Regions from separate parts of the Mus musculus genome. Here region 1 is linked to region 2. The links are chromatin loops, found by intact Hi-C in ENCODE. Cell type or tissue: heart. All regions are shown on one strand. Links, peaks and the distances in the headings refer to the core of each region. The heading gives the core; the rest is flanking DNA.

Evidence for each region. Peaks named below come from ENCODE experiments on the same cell type or tissue, not always from the same donor. Only the 100,000 strongest peaks of a DNase experiment are listed, where the experiment ranks them.
Region 1: a loop joins it to region 2, with 3 times the contacts of the local background. A loop is called at or near these places in 2 of 42 quality-filtered maps.

Annotation. Positions count from the first base shown.
Region 1 is chr14:115,388,202-115,399,974 of GRCm38, reverse strand. It overlaps Gpc5 (glypican 5), which reads right to left. Exons shown (of 8, transcript NM_175500.4): 4 at 696-829. 4930505G20Rik (RIKEN cDNA 4930505G20 gene) reads left to right here. Exons shown (of 4, transcript NR_045761.1): 4 at 3,179-3,424. Among named protein-coding and RNA genes, the nearest start is that of 4930505G20Rik, 15 kb to the left of the region's middle. In heart, for the core only: a CTCF peak has its summit at 6,687 (motif pointing right); no DNase peak of the experiment used is centred there.
Region 2 is chr14:114,849,373-114,861,145 of GRCm38, reverse strand. It overlaps 4930524C18Rik (RIKEN cDNA 4930524C18 gene), which reads right to left. Exons shown (of 6, transcript NR_045661.1): 4 at 5,518-6,110; 5 at 3,524-3,694; 6 at 1-351. Among named protein-coding and RNA genes, the nearest start is that of Gm41244, 9.2 kb to the right of the region's middle. In heart, for the core only: a CTCF peak has its summit at 6,355 (motif pointing left); no DNase peak of the experiment used is centred there; H3K27ac peaks cover 1,714 bases.

The sequences.
Region 1 (11,773 bases), core at 2,246-10,245, 540 kb before region 2:
AGAGAAAGAGAAAAGAAGAGAGAAGAAGAGAAAAGAAGAGAAAAGAAAGAAGAAGAGAGAACAAGGCAGTTTTAGCCGGACAGGTGTACAGAGAGATTGCAAAAAGAGAACAAGCTAGACACAGGCGAAGACAGAAGGAGAAAGAGAATGAGAAGGAGCCAGAAGATTAGAACAGATTGCCAGAGTTAGTCTGAGAACAAATGGGGCAATTCAGTCAAGGCTGAGAGACAAGCCAGATTGAATCAGTTTGGTATTAGAGGAATTTGAGCCAGAACAGCTGAGTTGAATCAGCCAACCAGAGTTCAGGAAGAACTAGGAAGTGGTGAGCTTTTTCAACAGCAGGACTCAGAGGTTAAAAACATTCTAGGCCTAGATTAGATAGTATGGAGGGTAGAAGCTTCCAGGACTAGGACTAGGTTAGCAGATGGAGGCAGTAAGCTTTGGAGACAACTACATCAAGTGAACCAAACCAAATTCAGGTCCTCTACAAGAACAGCAAGTGCCCTGAACATTGAACCATCTCTCCAGCCCATGAGCCACTACATATTTAAATAAAGGAAAATGGATTTTGTTTTCTGTTTTTTGTTTTCCATTTCATACTATATTTGGGCCTGTTTAATGAACACATTCTATTCTCTTGTAGAATTAATGGCTTACTTTCTTTTCTCTTTCTGGTTGTAAAACAAATGTCTTACTTTCTTCTGTTGGCAAGTGTCTCTTCACCATTCCTTGCAGAGATCTTCATTCCATGTTTCTCTTTGCTTGGGTCAAAAGTACAGCGGGGGCTCTGTGTTGGTGTTCTCACTGGATGGCCACAAATCGTATTCACCTTTCAAGCAGAAAACATCAGAAGGCAGTTACAGACCTGCTTTGGCTTTCCTGAGGCCATGAAACAATGTTATGTTTGCCTCTACACTTCAAAATTAAGTTTCAATACCTATAATCCTTGTGGGTTTTTAACAATGAGAATCAATGTATTTGAATTCATTGCCAAGAGTGATAAACCAGTTTCATGCACATTGATACAGGCTACAATACACATGGAAAAACTATCCAAAAATCAAGAATTAAAGTAAAAACTAAATTGTGTGTATATAAAGGATTGCTAACCCAAAATAGATATCCATCGTGTTTTACATTCAGGTAAGATAATATAAATTGTTGCTGAGTATGCACTAAAATTTGAATGAGTCCTAAGGATAAAAGTAAATATCTTCTGAGAAAGGACAGTGAGTCTGTCATTTCTTTGTTTGCAATTCACAGAGGGAAGTTAGGGCCGCACACATGCTAGGCAAGCACTTTGTTATGAGTTGATATCTGCAGCCTGACTGTACTGTCATTTTGAGGCAAGGTCCCAAGTTATCCCAGCTGCCCTTGAACTCACTATTCTCCTGCCTCAAGCTTCCAACTAACTAGGATAAGAGGCTTGTACCGTCATGTCTTCTTGAGAAAGAGTACATGTAATATTGTATAATACTATACAGTCTCATTTTATATTTCCTCTATATCTTCTTTATTACACTGATATAATTACAAGGATGGTATAGTCTTCAAAACAATGAAAAACAAATTGACTACAGGGAGCAGTGGTGGTGCATGCCTTCAATCACAGGACTAGAGAGGCAAAAGTAGGCAAATCTCTAAGTATTAGGCCAGCCTAGGCTACAGAGTGAGTTCTAGGACAGCCAGGGTTACACAGAGATAATTTGTCTCAAAAACAAAACAAACAAAACAAAAAAAATGTACGTAATTGCTCTTTAGATATTCTTCTAGCAATGAAAACTTATATAGTTTACATAATTATCACTGAAAAATCGACTTAGCATCTAATGTATCATGATAATATGCAATTCAAGAGGAAGCAGCATGTTTGAAACATACACAAAAGTCCTATGCCAGAATCAGGAGGCTTTATTTCTGGTCTAACTTTTCTTATTAGTTCTGAGACCTTAAGTATAGGATGATAGCTCTTTGAACTTGATGGTCTCACACATAAGGTGAAAATATAAACATATGCCAAAGATATAAATTCTCCTTTTCTTTGATTGTTCCATATTGGGATATTAAAATAATTATGCAAATATTTCCTCCTCCTGTTCATGTTTATTTTACTTCTAACATTTGTGAAGCTCCTGTGATGAACTTTAGGAGAGAGAAAGAGTAAGTGACCTTTGCCTTAACAGAGCTTACAAGTTAGAGCAGAATGAGATCTTCCACATAAACCAAAGGCAAATTGTGTTTCTTTAAAAAAAATAAATAAATAAATAAACCGGAGGTCCAGGAATGATGGTGTCTTCTGGGTGTGTCTGGGTATCTTCTTGGGTTGGAGGAAGACGGAAAGTGAGAAACATGAGATTACTCCCAAAACGCATTCAGCTGCCAAGTATGAAACTTTGAGCATCTGTTAGGGAAGGGTATGATGAGATGTGTTTCTATGAAGCCAACTCATAAGCAAACATTTATTGAGTATCATTATGTCAACTGCTGGAGATACATCCACGCACACGATCGAATTAAATTCTGTGTAAAGCAGCCACTGCAGTTTTTCATGACTGTAGCAGAAGGAAGACAGCATTAAAGCCAAGAGCATACTTGCAGTTGGACAGAAACTGGGCAGTTCAATTGTACTTGAGATGTTGGCGGGAGTGCTTCAGGAATCTGAATGGCGAGTCAAAGGATGAACTGAGAATTTGAAAGACAGAAAAAGCAAACATAAACATTTCAGAAGAGTATAAATTACCAAGAGGAATACAACAACTAACCATATATCTCTTCTATATGAATACATTCTGCACGAAAACACATAGAATACTGTATAGCATTCCCCCTGGTGTGGGGCAGGGGACGCCATATGATATAGACACCAAGAAAAAAACTTGTAAGGCAAAACTGCCAGGCAGGAAGTTGATATTTTCACATCATTGCAAGCAGAATAACGGCCATAATGTGGAGAAGAGGAAGAACAGGTCTGCAGAGAAACATTAGGATCCAGAGTCAGGAGCAGAAGCCGGAAAAGGATTTTATTTTATTGCCATAGCAGAATTAGATAATGTAACCTCATTTGATAATCACCTCAGAGCAAAGGATAGTGCTAAGGAGAAAGACAAACCCTAAGAGAGGGAGATGTAAGACGACATGGGTCTGATGCAGAATGTGGCTATCATTTTGTTTTTCCTAGGAAAGAAGAGTTTGGACAGAAAACCACACAAGAAAACCATGCTGGAAGAGGAGGCTAGACACATATGTTATGGGAGGTCTTCAAGGCTAAGAATGTGTTTATTAGACAGAAGCTCCTGCTGTTTGCCAAGTTGAACAGTAAGATCCAGAAGTGGTAATTTTACAAATGCACCAGACAACATTGTATAAGTTTAACTAAAGAGAAAACTGTCTACTGAATGTAAAAATATAGTTAAAAACTGCTAGTAATCCCAAGATGGTGTTCATAGGTTGTAAACAAAAGTAAAATGAACTGGGCTTAGGAAAGGATATTTCAAGTGAAAAGACCAAGGTATTAAAAAGTTCAAAATGAACTTTAGTCCCTGGGGCTAAAAAAATAGTGATAGTGAGGTATAAATTATATTAGCTAGGTGCTAAAATAGAAAGAAAAAGGAAGATTTGTTGTCAACAACCACCAGTACCAGGAACCAAGAGAAGATGATGTGAATTGATGGTGGGTATGTCTGGAGGTATTATGGGATGTTTTCAAAATAAACATGATCCATTGTGGCTGGCCACAGGGGCTTGAGGCAAAATGAAACTCAAAGCTACTATGAATCTTAGTTTTCTCTTTCCTAAATTCGAGGAGAGGGGCAAAGTACTTTGAACTTTTGAGTGGAGAGAAATACTATCTCAAACTATCTCAACATCCCTTTGTTAGAGGAAAAAGCCATATCTTCTACTGAACTGGAATATAAGGAGTTGAAAACCATCAGTCTCACATGACTTTTGTACTCATTATGTTTGCATTGGTTGCAGCTACAGAAAGAAAAAGGATTCGCTAAAAACTTAGAGAATAGCTTCAGTGGACACAGAAGCACAGAATACTTCAGTAACAGCAAGTGAATTCCCAAGACCCTGTTTCTTGATTTTCTATTGGGATCTTTTCTTCACATTTTATTGAAAGGGAGTAGAAAACCATCTGGTAGCAGGGTCTTAAGCTGCCACCCTTGCTCCCCTGAGGTGAGCCAACTTGGATAGTACATTTCAATACTTAGGACTTCTTCCTATTGAAAAAAAAAAAACTTCCCACGTCTGTTGACAGATTTTCATCTTTGCCGTATACTGCAATTTCCTCGTTTTCTTCCTCCCTGGTCTCGACTCTTCTCCCCTGCAATCATTTTGAAGTATCTTGAAAAAAAAAATGTTTTCTTCTGTAATGCTTGTCAACTCTGGCTTTAAGTTCCATCTCTGGCTTCCCGCTGATTTTCAAGTTCCCATCTCACCTTGAAATGACTCTCCTCCTCACTCCTAAGCCATATCACTTCTCCCACTCCAATCAAGTATTTGCTGCAACAACTGCTTATAAGTTCGCTGACTTTCCCATTCTCAATTTAATCGTGGAACTGCACACACCATCAGCCACCAAGCTCCTCCATCTGCCTGCACACTTGCTCTTCTTCAAGTCACCAGACCAAAGATTTCTACTGAAAGGTGCAAAGAACACCTTTAACTGTTTTCATTTCACACCTACTACCAGGCATCTGGTTCTCTAGCAATGGCAGTCTTAAGAAGCATAGTAATAATAGTACAAATCAAGGACTTAGAAGACAGGTCAATGGTTAAAGCGCTTGCCATACATGCATGGGGACCAGAATCTTGATCTTCTGAACCCACATACATGTCAACTGGACAGGGCTGACATCCTGTGTTGCCAGTGCACAAGATGCACAGACATGAATCTCCAGGGCCAGCCTGCTAAGTAGAGAAGCCAGGCACGGTCTGGGTCCCACTGAAATATCCTGATTCCATTAATAGGATGAATAGTAATTAGGGGAGACCCCCAACATCAGCACCAAGACTCCACATATATAGATGCCTGTCCACCTGCACAAATGTGCATGTCTACACACAAATATGCAAGCAAACCACAGGTTTGTGTGCATGAGGAAAAGATTGTACAAAATGAACAGCAACCTTTTAAGAATATTAAAAAATTGGAATAAAAATCATGGGTGTTCTATGTGTGATTATTAAATAATTTACCCTAACAGATAAGAGAGTTCTGTGGCCCATGACTCACAGCACCTTGCATGCTGAAAGCTGCTGTTTTAGCTTATGAGAGATTATATGAGAAATGAGTCTAATATTCATGGGAATGATAAGGAAATATGAATCAGTACAGTGTTTTTATCATGTAGTATGCTCCATTGTGTGAAAAACTAGTTTCAGATTCCTGGGAGGGGACCGATAGGTGACTTTTCACTGCTAAGAAAAAAAGGGAGTTTATTTTCTCATGCCCTTGTGATTTTAAAAACTTCTTAAGGGCAAAACCCACCAGAGTAAGACTATCTTGTCCAGACAGAGATACATCCATGATCCTAGCTTCATTCTGTAAAACCAATGTTACTTGGACCAGAACTTGAGAAAAAGGCTGTAGAGGTGGCAGCTAAATGTCAGCTTCATTGTAATTAAGTTCCCTTTTGTGGACTACAGTGATGTGCTAAAGGTTAATGTACCAAAGGATGGAAATATTATAGCCTCTACGTGAACATATTTGGCTGGTTCCCTCTCTATTGACAGTCAGAAAGGGCCCATGAAAAAAATGAGAGCAAGGGGAAGAAAAAAGGTCCCTCCATGTTGCATTAAATAGGAGCTGACTAGAGATGCCCATAGCTACAATGAGTAGGAGCTGGCTATAGGTGGATGTCCTGCACAAGAACTGCCAGCATCTTTGCCATGGTAACCAGGGCAAATAGCAAATAGAGTACGAGAAGACAGAGCAAGTTTATTTTTCTGGAATCGCCTCTAGAAGAGACTTGTTTTCTTTTAAATGTTTATTATATTTGAGGAAATTTCTAAAGAGCAGCTTTAAATGGTGGGTTAGAGGGTATTTTGTTGTTGTTGTTTTGATTTTTTTAAAGGAAGTTGTTGAAAAGACTCACCTATTTAGAGCTGAAAGCAAAATGAAATTACAAAACGTGGAAAGTATAAAGTTCAGAAAGAAAAATCTAGTAGAGGAAGAAAGGTAAAAAATTATAATAAACGCCTCCTGTCCCCCAAAATATGACTGGAAAGAGAGTTTGGCAGTTTCATCAATACTAGGAAATCCTGCCCTAAAATGATGTTATTAATACTGGGCAAATAATGTAGACAATATTCACACATGTTCAAAGTGCAAATAAACACAGCTCAGTACAGAAAAAGCTTAGAGGGAAAAACCAAAGCAATGCTTTAAAAGTTGTGAAGAATATAGCAGTGACATTTATGCAGACATCAAATGTCATTGATAACCTATAAAACCCATCCCTTACATGTATTTTATCCATAAGACAATTCTAGATATCACAGATGGCCAGTTCGTAAACGATAGGGCACAAGTGAGCTGTGTGAGGAAGAAGGACTGTGTGGCCCTGCCCACAGGTGCTTGCTTGGTTCTTTTCCGATGTGAAAGCTGTGTGAGGAAGAAGGACTGCGGGTGCTGGCTTGGTTCTTTTTCCGATGTGTATACATTCAGCCACCAGAGGGAGCTTCTGCATGTCAGTCCTCCTTGACATTAATCACACTTACATAAGAGTCTGTTTAATATCATACACCTTAAGACTCTTTAAGGGATATTCAGCTTGTCCGCTAGAGTAAAACGTGAGCCGATACATGAAATCTTCACAAAGATCCAAAAGCACCTTAAAGCCTATGCGCTCAGGGAGAAGGGACGCATGAGCGCTTGATCATGGGCTAGCGAGATCTCCTAAGTTATCTTACCTGCTACAGAAAACAAAACGAACCAGCATTTACAGTTCTCCCTGCTCCTCTATCCTGCCCTCCCTTCCGGTCTGCCTTCCTCACTTGTCTCCTTCCTTTCTTCCTTCCTCCCTCCCTCCCTCCCTCCCTTCCTCCCTTCCCCTCCCTCCCTTTCTCCTTTCATCATGGATCTCTCTGTTGCTGTTAAAGGCACACATCCATCTAGTGAGTCCCCAGGATTGACAAACAATTTCAAAATTTTTCGTTCTTGTATCACTACACAAAGCACAGTGTTGATCAAAAAGTGAGTACCTATTATTCATGAGTTATTTTTCTAAGAGATGAGAATGGAGCAACAAACCTTCAGAACCTGTGTTCTCATGAGGGAAGCAAGAACTGTACTTAACCCACCCCGCTCTGATTTTTGAGGTAACCTCTTTCTAGATACCCCTGGCTGACCTGGAACTCTCTCTATAAAGCAGGCTGGGTTCAGAGTCAATGAAATCCCCACCACTGCCTTTGAAGTGCTAGGGTTAAAAGCCCTGCAGTACCACAAAATATCTAAACTTTGTGGTGTTTTGAGTGAGAATGTCCCCATAGACTCAGATATATGAATACTCAGATATTTAAGGAGGTACCCCCTTAACAGAAGCAGCATCTGAGAGATTAAAGACTGCACATTATTGTGAGCATCCCCTAAACCTACTGCTTCCTGTTTGTGGGTGAATTCTCAGTTTGCTGCTTCAGTCACCAGGCCTGACTGCTGCCATGCTTCAAAACTCCTGTCCTTCTGGAACTGTAGATCCAAATAAACCTGGCTTCCTATAACCTGCTTCTACCATGCTGTTTTATATCCACAATAGGAAAGTGAATAAAACAAAGTCACTCATTTAAAAGGGATCATTGGTAAGTTGGTGGGGTATGGGGGACTGTCATCTAGGCAATCAAGAACGAACTATTTTAAAAGCAGACTTAAACTATGCCCTGGGTGGCTAAGAAGCAACGTGGTAAGTAAGCTTCAGGAAGGAGCGTCAGTTGCAGAGAATGGAAACAGGAACCATTCCCCCTGTGTTCTGGCAATGGGTGAGCCTGTGTTGTCATTGAACAGTTGTGAGCCTGATGATAGTACAGGGTTGTTTATTTTTAAAATATCCCTGGCCAGGCTAAAAGCCAACTCAGAGGGGACATATTTGCCAAAAAAGTACAAGGACAGAAGTTTGGATTCCCCAGAACTGTGATCTCAGCACCCTCGAAGTACATACAGGGGAAACCTCTGTAGTTAGACGAACAAGCAGGCCTCTGCTTCAGACAGATACTGGGATATTATATGCATAGAAGTATGGACACTGATATAAGACATTAATAGATGACATGGAAAGAGTTGGTCCTGATGGACATTTTGAGTGTGTCGGTGAGAGATGATTGACAGCTTTACTCAAGGCACTTAAGGAGAACTAAGCATAGGTAGATGATCCACATAACCTAATAACAGAGACACCAGGACTTGAGTACACAATCGAATCATCCAATTCTACTATCTTTCATATGAAGAAATAAAGGCACACTGAGTGTCACGTGATCAGAGAGAAAACTAAGAGAAGAGAGAATTTAGGGGAGAAATGTGATATTCTCCTTGACCATGCTTGCCTTCTGAGAAGTAACATTTACCCAGGAGCAAGTGGTCCTAATGGGAACATAGAGCTGTAGGCTGAGGTCAGGAGAGGCATCTAAATGTGCATATCCATTGCGGGCATCATTTGAGAAAAGACAACAGGATGCTGAAGACTCTTACTAGACAAACCATTTAGTGATGGAGACAAAGGGAGGTTGAGAGAGACTTGACCAAAGGACTTCAAACAGGTAAGAATAAACAAACAACTGAAAACCTCGCTAAATGTAGGCATTTCCCCCTCTTTATGCTATAATTGCAATGGTGGTAAATCTCAGAAGAGTGGACACAGTGACTGAATCAGGATGTTCCACATCAGGCACTGGTGGCTTATGCCTTTCATCCTGGGACTTGGGAGAGATAAGTAGATCTCTGTGAGTTCTTCCAGAACAGCCAGGGATACACAGAGAAGCTCTGTGTCAAATCTTCCCTACCCCTCCACAAAACCAAAACCAAAAAAACAACAAAAAGCAACACAAAGAACAAACAAACAAAAACCACAACAATGAAAAACAAACAAACAAACAACGATTCACCATGTTCCCCACAGGCTCACACCATTTGGTTCTGAGTTTGTGGTGCTGTTTGGCTTGGGTGGGGGTCTCAGCGATATGGTCTTGCAGGACCAAGCACATAACTGGGGCTGAGGGTGGAACTTTGAGGTGTCAAAAACCACATGCCATCCCTAGTTCACTCTCTTTGCTTCCTTCTTGGAATCCAAGATCTGAACTCTGTTTCTGCTCCTATCAGTAGGTGCTACTCCTCATATCATGGATGCTTCTCCCTTGGAACTATATACCCAAAGAAAGTCTTTTTTTCTAGCGTTGCCTTTGTCTTGCTGTTTAACTACAGCTATAGGAAAGTAACAAATATACTGGGCTACCTCGGCATGCTGAGGAAGATGGAGTTTTCAGTTTTCATTTAAAACGAGGATATGAATGAATGTAACAGAAGACTGTTGTCTTAGTGTCACTGTTACTGTGATGAAAGAACACAACCAAAGCAACCCGGGGAGGAAATAGGTCTTTAGCTTACACTTCTGCATCACAGTTCATCAAAGGAAGTCAAGACAGGAACAGAGCAGCACCTGGAGACAGGAGTTGGTGCAGAGGTCATGGAGGAGTTCTGCTTACTGACTTACTCAGACAGAGCCCACCCAGGAGCACTTGCCAAGGTCTGGTACCACAATGGGCTGACTTGTCCTTTATCAATCTCTAAGTAAGAAAATCACCTACAGCCTGATCTTACAGGAACATTTTCTTTTACTTTTTTACTTTACTTTATTTTATTTTCCATATTTTTTATTCACTTTACATCCCAACCACAGCCCCCCTCCCTCCTAGTCCCACCCCTACAAATCCCTCCCCGACTACCCACTCCCCTCCTTAGAGAAGGGGGAAGGCCCCCTGGGGTACCACCCTAACCTGGAGCACCTAATGCCAACTAATTTTACCTTCATATTTTGGATTTAAGGGTGTGTCCATATTCCAGCCAGGATTAAAGGTGTGCGCTAAGGGCTGACCCACACCACAAATAGAAATAAGGTTTTTTTTCAGTAGCCAACACAATCTCAAGGTTCACAGTATGATCAAATATCATACAACACTCCCTCTGCCTCTTGCTCCCTCTCTCCTTTCTCCCTTTTGCCTCTTTTAACTGTAGAATTTATGCAGATGCTCACTGGCAAGGATATTTGATAAACAATCCCCAATACACACTGTGAATATCATGATTTTAACGGTGTGTGGAAAGCTAATTAAATGCTGACAAGGATGGAAAACACAGAGGTGGAAGAGCATCCTTCAGAGAGTGATGCTTGTCTCCTGTATGCTTATGCTCTCTAGGAGTGCAGACCACTTGTAAACAGTCCCTATGTCTACTCTTCTGTCTTCAGAGGGAGTTCCGTGGGACAAGTGCAGCTCGTGCAAATGCACAAGGCAGGTTCCTAGGACTTCAGTCTCCAGGACCTACTCCATTGAAATCTTAAAGGGTTTTACCCCAATGCTGAGGAAAATGCCATCAGCTACCACAGCTCTAGCTTAATGTGGAGTTATCACTCGATAACTATGAATATCCATTAATTCCACTCACTTTTCCCAGCACATATCACAAAATACCTGTAATGAGCACTCCCTAAAGCATTTTAGGGGTAAAATGGAGGATCTGGTTAAAAGTCAGTTTCAGTGTTCAAGTAAACACAATAGATTTTTAACCAGTAGCTGAAGAGAACCTTTATCACACAACCCACATGGAGACAATCTTTAGTGATCTGTAGAGATGCATGACCATAGCTTTCCTAAGATTATACAGATTTCAAAGATTAGCTACTAACATCTGAAAATATCAGTGATCTCTAAGATCATAGTTTTAAGAATTCTTAAGATGAACAGAAAGAATTATTTAAATGAGGCATAATCTCACAGCATCTAACAAACACTTATACTGACAGTGGAGGCTTCCTCTAGCCCCTAGAAATAGCTTCAGCCCTGGAAACTGCCTTTACCATAGAATGGAGATGCTAAATGTCTATTAGTTCAGTTCTGATAAGGAAAGGATGGAAAACTGACACGGAATGCACCTAGAGCTATTTACCGAAAAATCAAATGGACCATTATAATGTGTTTTTCGTGCTTGTTATTTTTAATCTTTGCCTTGTTTCTAATAACCCAATCTGATAAATAGTATGACAGGGCTTAAGATAAATACATATATAATATCAATAGCACCAAGTTTTCTGTGTAAGAGCTTTGACGTTATACATTGTTTACTCATTGAGAGAAACAGAAATTAAAACAGTTCTGTGGAGGTGCTCTCACGAGGACAGGAAATGTTAATAATTTAAGTTTCAGTGAAAAACTGTAAATGAATGTAATTAAATCCAGTTAGCGATTAAATCAGGATGCTTCTCCTATCAAATCTGAGGTCATTTCATTTCAACAAATATTGTTAAACATTTTAATAGGCTCTGGGAATAAAAAGATAAGACAGCATAAACTGTCAGAGCTGCAGACTTATCCAGTGGGATGGAGAAGGGAGATTGAATGAAACAGGCCTTTTAGGGGATGGAGGATATACACACCAGGGAGGGCCCATGAGGCATTCATAGTTTTCATAGAGACACAGGAAGGCTGAAGTGGAGACAAAGATGAACTTAGAAAGAATTCTCCTTTATATGTAAATGTATTAGAAAAGCCAGATTTACTCAGT
Region 2 (11,773 bases), core at 2,600-10,599:
AGTAGAAGGAGGGTCTGTGGGTTGAAGAGTAGTTAAGACAGCGTGGAGAAAGAGCCTTTTCCTTCTGAGGCATTGGCTGAGTGCTCTCTCTGCCTCTGCAAGCCAGCAGGCTCTTAACCATGTCTATAGATTTAACTAGGCATACTATTGGCAATTTTTAAATTGTCCTTCCATGTTCTGGTTGAACCTAGCGTATTGGTTGATCTGAAAGTAATTTCATCCCAACCCAGGTGGGGTACACGCCAATAATTGCAGTCCGTGGAAGGTAGAAGCCGGAAGATCTAAGAGTTCAAGATAAGCTTCCAGTACATAGTGAGTTTGTGGTCAGTCATCCTTAATTACAGAAGAACCCTATTGGGGGAAAAGATTTGAAAAAAATAATTAAGAAAAAGGTAAGAAGCTTTATTTTTGTGAAAAATTTCATTGTGTTTTATTACTTGATTCACTTTGCATTCAGATTGCAGCCCAACTTCCCTTCTCTCCTCCCAGTTCCACCCTCATAACCCTTGTTCTATCTCCTCTCCTTCTCCTCTGAGAATGGAAAGGCCCCTGTGGGTACCAATAGACCCTGACACACCAAGTCACAGTAAGGCTAGGTTCATCCTTTGACACTGAGGCCAGGTAAGGCAGCCCAGCTAGAAGAAATGGATCCAAAGGGAAGCAGCAGAGTCAGAGACAGACTCTGCTCCCAGTATTATGGGACCTACACGGAGACCAAGCTGCACATTGGCTACATAAATGTAGGGGGCCTAGGTCTATTCCATGCATGCTCTTTGTTTAGTGGTTCAGTCTCTTTGAGCCCTTATGGACCCAGGTTAGTTGGCTCTGTAAGTCTTATTGTGGTGTTCTTGGCCCCTCTTGCTCCCTTTATCTTTCTTCCTACACTTCCACAAGACTCCATGACCTCTGCCTGATGTTTCGCTGTGGGTCTCTGCATCTGTTTCTATCAGCTACTGGATGAAGCCTCTCAGAAGGCAGGTATGCTAGACTCCTGTTTGCAAGTATAGCAGAATATCATTAATTGTGTCAGGGGTTGGTTTTTTCTCATAGGATGAGTCTCATGTTGGGCCAGGCATTGGTTGGCCATTACATCAATCTCTGCTCTATCTATTCCTTCACGTAGCTAGTAGGCAGGACAAACTTTATGTTAAAAGTTTTATGGTTGGGTTGGTGTCCCTCTCACTCTACTTAGAAGTCCCACTTGGCTACAGAAGGTGTCTACTTCAGTCTCCAAATGTCTGGTTCCTGGGAGTATCAGCTAGGGGCACCCTCATAGACTCCTCATAGGAGCCACCCCTGTTCTAGGTCTGTGGATCCTCCTACAGATACAATTTCCAATCCCTTTCTCCACCTTCTCCTGGCCCACTTCCCCACACCTATCCTCACCCCAGTTCTTTTCTCCACCCCTCTTCTCCCCTGTTCCCTCCCCCATCCACCTCCAATATCTATTTTATCTATTTCCCCTTTCAAGTGAGATTCAAGCATCAAAACAACTCTGTGATTCCATCTTATATCTGTCACAATGGCTAAGATCAAAAATTCAAGTGAGAGCACATGCTGGGAGGACATGGAGCACGGGGAGCACTTCTTCATTCATTGCAGGGGGATGTGGAGCACGGGAGCACTTTCTCATTGCAGGTGGGAGTGCAAACTTGTACAACCACTTTTGAATATATAAACATCTTCATGCTCTCTGGGTAACAAGTAACCAGGCAGATATTACTTAAGCGGACAAGCTTTCGATTATTATGATTCAAAAGAGTCTAGCTATGCTCATCCTGCTGAAAAGGTACTTACTTTAGTCTCTGCTGTAATCCTGGTATGTATGTGTGTATGTAAGACGTATGAATGTATGCATATGTAAGATGTATTATTGTGAGGAAGGGTCTTACTCAGTAGATTTGGCTGAGGTAAACTCTTTTTTTTTTCCTATTTTATTTTATTTTTATTAATCATTCCATTCGTTTACATCTCAAATGATATCCCACTTCCTGGTTACCCCTACACCAACTCTCCTTCCCACATCTGCCCTACTTCCCCCCCTTTGCCTGTATGAGGGTGCTCCTCCACCCACCCACCCTCTCCCACCCCACCGCTCCAGCATCCCCCGATGCTGGGGGATCAAACCTCCCGGGGACCAAGGGCCTTCCCTCCCTTGCTGTCAGACAAGACCATTCTCTGCTACACATGTATCTGGAGCTATGGATCTCTCCAGGTACACTCCTTCATTGGTGGTCTAGTCTCTGGGAGCACTGCGTGGTCAGGCCAGCCTGTGTTGTTCTTTGAGGTAAACTCTTAGTCCTCCTTCCTCAGCAACCCCAGACTCTACACTTTGGTTAATCTCTCCTCTCCTCTCCTCTCCTCTCCCCTCCCCTCCCCTCCCCTCCTCTCCTCTCCTCTCCTCTCCTCTCCTCTCCTCTCCTCTCCTCTCCTCTCCTCTCCTCTCCTCTCCCCTCCTTTCCTCTCCTCTCCTCTCCTCTCCTCTCCTCTCCTCTCCTCTCCTCTCCTCTCCTCTCCTCTCCTCTCCTCTCCTCTCCTCTCCTCCCCCTCTCATTACTTCCTCTCCACTCCTTCCTCCTCCTTCCTTTTCCCTCTCTCTCCTCCCTTCTCTTCCATCCCTCCCCCTCCCCTTCCTTCCCCCCCTTCCTCTTCCCCACCCCTCCCCTCCCCTCTCTGTCTCTCTAGACCTAGACATTTAATAATGTGTTTCTTTTTAATCCTATCATTTGTCTAAAAAAATAGTTTTATTGTATGTTATGTATTATGTATGTGTCTGCCTGTCTTTGTGTCTGTCTGTCTGAGGCCTTACTTGTGCCAAGTGTCAGTTTTCATTTTTTTCTTTTCAGTGTGAGATCTGAGGACTGATAGCAGATGACAGAGGTCTAAATTGTGTTTTAAGAAGATAAGCTCCTTTTTAAGAAGAGGAGGCCATGAGGTTGGTATGGGACTGTAGGGAAAATGGAACTGGGGAGGGGGGAGTGAATTTGATCTAAATACATAGGACATGCATATGAAATCACCAAAGAGGAAGTCAACTTAATAAAAGAAGGTGAGCACTTAAAATTCAATTGCTTGTCACCAACCAGCAGCGGGTGCTAAGGAGACAAGACTAAATGAGACTTAGGACTTAGAATTAAATCTGATTCATTCCTGGGGACTCAGGGTTTCCAGCTTGTTTACTGCTGGAGTTGGCTGCCTCCCCTGTCTGGAAGGGAGCTGGCCCAGCACTCTGCTTTACTTCAGTGTTTGCACAGATTCACCTTTGACTCACCGCTGATAAGATCACTGCATTTCCGTGGAGACAATCAGCCCAGCCCCTGGTTTGATGGAGGGCTGGTGGGCTCGCAGCTGGGACACATTGATTGCTGCTTGCGGGGGCGGGGGGGGGGTAATGGCAGGGGTGTAAAGTGTTGAAAGTGCGATTAAAAAGAAAAAAAAAACTTCCAACTTTCCTACCTCTTGCTACAACACATTTTAAATCGAAGAAAGTAAAATGTTTTGACACATGTGGTCAAGTGCTTACCCTGCAGTGCCGAGACTCCCTGCAATCTACTGGATGGACCTTAAAAGACCAAAGCCTGAAAGGTCCCCCTGAATGATTTCTCTTTTCTGTTGTTTAAAAGTTTCCTTTTTCTGGGCTTGAGAATCAGCAAACAAAATACTTCAAACATTTACGTGACTTCTGCTGGGGTTCCTTTTGTTGTAGGTAGTAAAAAAGAAAAAAAAAAAATCGAGGGAAACAGAGAGGGTCATGATTTGCCAAAGGTTAAAGATCACAATGAGTGACTGACTCCAGAGGCCACGAGGTCAAAGGTGCAACTGGAATCCCATAACCTCTGCTTCACATTTTACATTAGAGGGGCCAGCAGTGCTTTCTAACTTCTGTGAAAGAACCCTTCTACACATGTTCACAGTTGGCCTTGAAAAATTACTTGAAAACGATTCTGCCCAAGACAATCTTTCCCCTTGAAACCAAGTGGCAGGAAACAGACTTTTATAGAAACTGAACGGGTCCTCAGCCGTTTATTTGTATTTGATGCTGGAAGAGGAGGAAGTACCAGAGATTAATATGTGTTTTTAAATGGAAAAAATAAAAATCATTTTTTTAGATCAAAATCTGGACTGAGAAAGAACATTTATCCCCCCCCCCCCCACCCCCCATTTCAGTCTCCTGTGCATTTCTGGACTTGCCTAAAATTCTGGTTCTGCGTTTTGGAGAACCACAAAGAGCAAGGCCTCCGGCACCACTGGTGGGTCCCGTTTGGGACACATCTTCATGCTGAGACTTTACAGAAATCATTCTAGTGCACTGCGTTCCCCTTTTATCTGATTTAAGACAACAGAGACCTTGACGATGTGAGGGCCACTGTTTAGGTCAGATTTTCTGTGGCAACCTTATGACGGTTGGAGGCTGGAGATGGCACAGCTACAGCACGTGGGGCTGAGGCAAAGGACAGAGCCTCGCCTTTCAGCTCCATTGCTTTCTAACCCCTCATGAGCACTTAATTCCTCCCGGAGAAGGAACCGGTCATGGCGTAGGATCCTGTGGCCCGTGAAGGGTAATTGGATAACATCTTTTGAAAGATTTACAAGGCTGCCAAAGATTTGGCCAGCTTTAAACCTGATTGATTCAGTGTGAAAAGATCGGGACAATTCCGACCTAAAAGTTTAAAGACAAACCTTCCCGTGAAAGCATAATTTAGGACCCGCAATAAATTTGTATTGAAAACAGCACATAGACGCACCCAGTACATTGTAAGTTAGCATGATGTTAAAGGACTTTGCTCTCTATCTTAAATCCTCTAAAGAATCAAGCTTGTCCCTCAGATACCTCAATAATGACGTATTTCAGTTCTTACAATTTATTTTTCCTCCAAGATTTCCTTAAAGAAAGACACAACTAGCCAACTGCTTTATTTTCCTACCCAGGTTTACATCCTGCTAATGCAGACATTCACGGAATTTATACAGGTTTCATTTCATTAGGTAAAAGGCAGACCAAGTTTTTCCTTAGCCAGTGAAAGTGGGTCAAATAAATTTGTCCCACATTTTAATTTTTCAAAGTACTTATTCTCATCATATATTAATTTCCATCTTGACAAAATATATCTACTTCTCATTAGTACGATATTTTTGTGGATAGGCTCCACTGCTTTTGATGACTCACACAAATTAATGATTAAACATCTTCCAGCTAATTACTCCGGGCCATTAATTATTTATCTGGATCTATAAGCCTGTCATTCTATTAACCTCCATTTCCTGTTGCCTGTTTGAAAAGTGGCAGGTTCGAAGAAAGGGAAACACAAAAAATTCCAAATAAATACAAGTAAGGAGAGTACACATGTCTTTTCTCTTTCCTTCATTATTGAGGAAATTGGAACTATGGTATTTAAACACAGGTTTATTTGTGTTTAAACAATGGTCCTTTTGTGACACGCTGATTGACTGCTTTCCTCCTCAGATTTCCTCAGGTTGGAAGGATTTAGCGGGAGGACCCGTCCATTTGCCTCTTACCTGCAGTTGGAGGGAGGCCTCTGGAAGCTTTGTTCTGTCTCAGACATTTAACAAAGGAATCTTGATTGATGGACGCTTGTGTCGCTAGACATTTACCAGGGCCCAGGGATGATTTTCTGGGTAGATTTATTAGAACACCAATTTTCCAACAAATTGTGAACTTGCATTCTTCCCGTTGTCAAAGACAAAGAACAGTGACGTTAAGAAAAGAGTAGTTAAATTATGAATTAAGACATATTCAGAGGAAGGTCTTCTGTAGGAAAAACAGGGAAAACAAAGGTTTGGGGAAGGAAGGAGGGCAACGCTGTAGACGCTCACATTACTTTGCTGAGGAATTAGGCAATCATTTGGTTCAAGCTTCCCCGTTCCACATTCTAACCAGAGTTAAGTGTTAAGGAGGTAATTTAATCACTCGCCTGAGAAGCCTCCCTGTTTTGTGAATTAGAAGAGTGTCCCCCTTTTATTGGAGTCATCGGGGTCAAATAAATTCAGATGTATCAACTTGCAGGTGGTGGTCAGTGTTCTCTACAGAATTCCCTGCTCCTTAAGAGTTCTCAAAGCTTTTCCTTACAACATTGCATGCACTTCGTAAGCTGGAAATTGTTAAAGAAAGGAAAAATATCCCAGAAAAATCAGCGATCAGCAGCTGACAAGAATATATGTGTTTATATCTATATACATACATCTATGCATATATGCACAGACACATATATGCACATATGTGTATACATATATGTGTGTGTGTATACATATATACACATATATGCATATGTATCCTACAATAAGAACAATGACGCTTTTAGGAATGCTGATTTTTGGTTCTAGTGCCATCTAGTGGTAAGGTATCGGAAGACCGTGTGCAAGAGGCCTGACAGGTCATTACTGCCTAATGACTGATATTCTTCGAAATTTTGGTGTTATAAAAAATAATAAAACAAAAACGCTAAAAAAACCCCCAAATCCCCAAACCCTATCAATTTTCTTAGAGAAAACAGTATTGGAAACCCCATTAGTGAAAGGCTTAAGAGCAAAACCTGTTTGTTGAATTGTGTTCACATTCCACATACTCTGTCAACCTCCCTTTACAGTATGGCTTGAAACACTTCTTTCCCACGAGCTTTTTTCTCAGCAGCTGGGTCGATCAGCCCCTCAACATTGCTCACCCTCTTTGCTCATGTTATCTGCCTGCCCAGAGTGGATACTGTCACTGATTTGGACATTTCTAGGGGGGCTGCATTCAACTGGATCCAAGGTGGCTTACTGTATTTTCAGAATCAGAAAGTGCTGTTACCCATCAAACCCACACTTGCAGCCACATACCTCAGTGCTAAATGCAAGTGGAGGTTCAGCACCCAGACTTCGATGCATGGTGATCTGGACTCAAACTCTGACTTTTCAACTTCCTAACTAGGTCCCCTTCGCACATGCATTCTCTGCCTCCATTTCCATGAATCAGATTATATGTGTGAAGGAACTTACAAGGGTGCGTAACTCCTGCTTTGCAGGCATTTGCTTTCTTAGCATTGGAGGTCACTGTCACAGAGTGATGGTTGCCAGTAATGGTAACGCTTGAAAAAAGTGTATTGAACGATATGCCTAACTGGATACATATGGGTAACATGCCATGGGATGCTAGAAAGTGTTCCACACTATGTGCAGTTACATGCCATATACGGGTATATTCTCTGTCTACATGGCTGTAATAATATTCTGACTGAGGCTGATACTTCATGAGGTGCAACAGTCTAGGTGACTTTGGATAACTTGCCACTACCTAAACACGTAACTGCAATAATCCTTTTCAATATAACAACTTTGATTACATATTTAGGGGCTAGGAAAGGGATTCTCAACTCAAAATCTTTAATAATAATAATAATAAAACCAATATGCCTAACTGGGGTGTGTAATTGGGGGAAAGCAAACCCTGGAGATTATGCAGTGGAGCCAAAGGAGGAGAATGTGAAGTAAAAGATGGAACCAAGAAAGAGTAGCATGCTGGAAACAAAAGAGGCAAACCAAAGGGGTTTCTGGACTACAGAGAGCACACACTCCTCTTGTAATGTTTCTGATACACGTTGTCACAAATGTAAAAAGAAAGCAAATTCACTTTTAATCCTTTATTGTATCTGCTATAATTACCATGGCTCTGACTGGCTCGAAACTGAGGTGTTAACAAGGCCCTACCGACTCCTCCCTTCTCAGATTCACGAGCTGCCTGAAGTCTTGGCTTTAGGCCCTTCCTCTGCCAAGGTGCCTGGATCACTTCTCACACCAGCAGTGATCACTTCCGGTACAGCCTCAGCCAGATCTTTTCCTTGCTTCCTTTTCAATTCATAAGAATCACGGACCCAATTGAACATTACAAGACACATCCCTAATTTAAAGTTAATGAATCAGAAATACTCATTCCATATTTGACCTTAATGACTTTTTTTTTTTAAATTGAATCTATGAATGCCTCTCATGATGTAATGATGAGTTTTAAACGTTCCCAGTAAAGGACTCTAGTTTCTATCAGTTTTACACATGTGCCATCTGGACCTTCAAAGTGTGGTTCTCAGTCTCCTTCGGGAGCATGTGAGAAACGTGCAAATGGGTTCCTCTACATAGACCGGTGGCAATAGAATCTCCAAGTGCCTGGGCTGTGAGTGGGAGTTTGAGAGGCTCTAAGAGTGAGTTGGACTCTGCTCTGGTAGATAGCATTGTGAGGATGCCTCACATTTAAAAATGGTGAGGCAATTTAAAATTCACTACAGGAAAATTACCTAAGGGTCATCTAAACACAGCAGTCTCTGGAAACGCAAGCTGGGGTTCAGGAAGCAGTGCGCTGATGTCTACAGGTGACCACAGATGTGTGCTGAATTAGGGGACTTCTTAATTCCCTCCCCTTATTGCTACGATCTTTTGTTTGGTTTTGATTCTTAACCCAGCATGTCATATAGCCCGACTGGACTCAAGATGGCTGATGCAGACCTCTGCTTCTTAGATCTTCTGGCTTCCCCTCCCACGAACCTGGATTAAGGGCATGCAGGGCCATGTCCAGCTGAAGCTACACCCTTGCATGGCCTGACTATGTTCCTAGCTCTTCCTTCCTTCCTGTCCGTCCCTGGAAACTTCATAATTATTTTTTCAGCCACTGACGTCAAGACTTTGTCTTCTTTTTTTTTTTTTTACCCCACTCTTGTCAATGGACATTTATTGAGCACTTGCCTCTCTCCCACTTTAGATAATTGACTATCACCAGAAAGTCCTTTAGGCTCCTAAAACAATTCCTTTGTCACTAACAACTAAGAAACAACCCGGTTTTCTTAGGATTTTAGCTGATTGTGGAGAGTAATAGATATCTTCATATCGCAGTCCTTAAACTGTGCATAGACATCCACCCAGGCCCAGGATAAAACGTTAGCTTATGTGTAAGCAAAAGTAACTGTGAGATGTGAGAAATCAGAAGCTGTGTTAAGATCTTGTGGGGGCCCAAAGAATATAGCCACACACTTACCAGGTCATCAGCAAACTTGGGCTCTTTCAGGCCACCCCCTCACCCCTTCCCTCAAAAAGCCCCCCGAAACAAAACCAAAAACAAACAAACAAAAATGTGCCAGAAGTTATAAAGCAAACAATCCTTTGCTCCAAGTGGCTAATTGCTAGGTATTATACCTTGGTGAAATATGGTTATATTTCCCCAACCTTGGGTAGTAATTATTCAACCATATTTTTCTTAATCTATCACTAAACAGAAATTGTATTAGTACATTGCAGGGCCTATAATTTTCATATTTTCACAATACCTGTACTTCATGATGCATTTATAGGGAAGTGGTTATCATAAATCTATTTCGTATGCTTATGAGTGAGTCTTTCATGATGTAATATTTGAGATATATACTATAAGGATATAATATGATATGCCAGTGGACTCTGAAATGAAGAGGCCACACAATTCTCTAACTGACTTGGTGATTTGTTTCTAGATACATGCGGGGGGGGGGCATCTTTATCCATAAAATCCCATTTACTTTTATTGACATCTCCATTGGAAAAACTACGAGAGCTGACACTTCATACTTTATTTGCTAGGTAATTGATTCAACCATTCAAGGAAGGTCTTGTAAAATGTAAAAGTTGTTGAGAGCTGATGGTTTTTGTTATCTAAGACCTAGGAGTGCTTATGTCTACAACTGTCTTGCTATGACAATTACATCTGAATTGTTATCAGATGTCTCAAGTGCATTACTGGTATCTTGTAACCTAAGGATCATAAGTTCAATACTATGGAGGAAACCCTGAGCGAGCTACTGGCCGTGGGATCTGGTCAGTCCAACGAGCAAGTTATACTGCTTTGTCCTTCCCTTCTCCTGGCCATCAACTTAGTATTTTTCAAAGGTAATAGTGTCATCGAAGTCTGTGCCTACAAGATTAGGCAAAAATCTGCCTAATTGGAAGAGCAAAATGAATCAAAATGGAAAGCAGTTCATTTCCCTTCATGTGAATAGAGGGTAACGAGAATACACGTGGGGGAGTGGTTAAGTTCGGATACATCCAGAGAAACATCTTTTCTGAGGCAGCTTTCCTGGCATTATTCCTAGTATCATATTCTCATTTATGCATCTTACATTTGTTTTAAAATGTTCTGTACTTATACATGTATATGTATATATCATATGTGTACTTCTCTCTTCTTTTGTGCACATGTGCACACACACAGACTTCGTTTGTAAAATGACTAAATGTTATTAGTGCATCTTTCTTTAGACTTCTTTGTAAACCTCTCATTTCCCCGGTGTTTTGGGAAAGGTGAGGTAAAGAGAGTGCATCTGCAACTGCAGAGTTCATTGATCAAAACTTCCCCAGTGACAGCTGTGAGAGCCTCGGGTTGTTTACCTGGGAGCAGAGAATAACAAGAATAACAAGGCAAGGCTATTAAAGAGTTATGCATCAGGAACAATGGATGGTGCCCTTCTTTTGGCCAAATTTATGGATTGATCCATTAAACCCATTTATTGATATGCTGGGGAAAGAGGGCCTATTTTTGTTAGGAGGGAAGAGACCTAGTGAAATTCCAGTCCTAGCTTTCTGGTTAGAAGACAACAACTCACACACATGCGCTTAGAATGCTGGCATACTTCATGACAGTTACAAGCTAGCCCTTGCAAGCACACACTTCCCTCTAGTGGGTCTCAGCATTGGGGGAGGCTAAGACATGGGAAAAGCCTCCATGGCTTGTTCAGCTTGCTTTCCTACAGAGCCCAGGACTACCATCCCAGGGCTAGCACCAAGCACAGTGGGCTGGGCCCTTCCCCATCCATTACTAATTAAGAAAATGACCTACAAGCTTTCGTACAGACTGAATTGTATTGGAGGCATTTTTCTAATTGAGGTTCCCTCCTCTCAGATGACTTTAGTCTGTGTTAAGCTGGCATAAAGTTAAGCAGCACAGTATACACACATATATGTGACAATAATACAAGCTATTTCTATTAATTATACTAATGATATCTTTCACAGGTCTCTTGACATTGGTGTTTCTAACTGAAGGTTTGTGTACTTTGACCAACATCTCCCCAGTCCCTTTCTTCAGCTCTGACAGCATCCTCTCTACTTCCACATCCTTTAATGCCTGGCTTTGCACTAAGGCTACAAACAAAAATAGTTGCCTAGTGTAATTATTTTAAATTTGATTTATTTATGTATATTTTTTATTGCTTACATGTATGTTTGTGAACTATGTGTATTCCTCGTACCCTTAGGGGCCAGAAAATGTCAGATCCCCTGGAACTGGAGTTGCAAACACTTGTAAGTAGTTATGTAGGCTCTGGGAATTGAACATGGGGCCTCTGGAAAAGCAGCCAGACTTATTAACCTTTGAGTCATCTCTCCAGCTCCCCTGATGTAATTTTAAAATAAAAATTGTATAATTATGTGAAAAAAGAAATCCATATGAAACACAGTAAAGTCAGGCTTCCTTAAGAAAATCTTGTGGTGCCAAGGAAGAAAGGTTGATTTTCTAAATGACACAAAAGAAAGAAATCAAAACTATTATGATTTCTCCATTACCATATAATGATTATCTCTGTGATTATAACCTTAAGAGGAAATTCATATATTCTGGATCATTATTTCAGTGACTACTTGGTTGTACAATGAAGCCAGCATATAACAGTGCTATTATTTGATTCATTCACTCTCTCTCTCTCTCTCTCTCTCTCTCTCACACACACACACACACACACACACACACCTCTCTATCATCCCT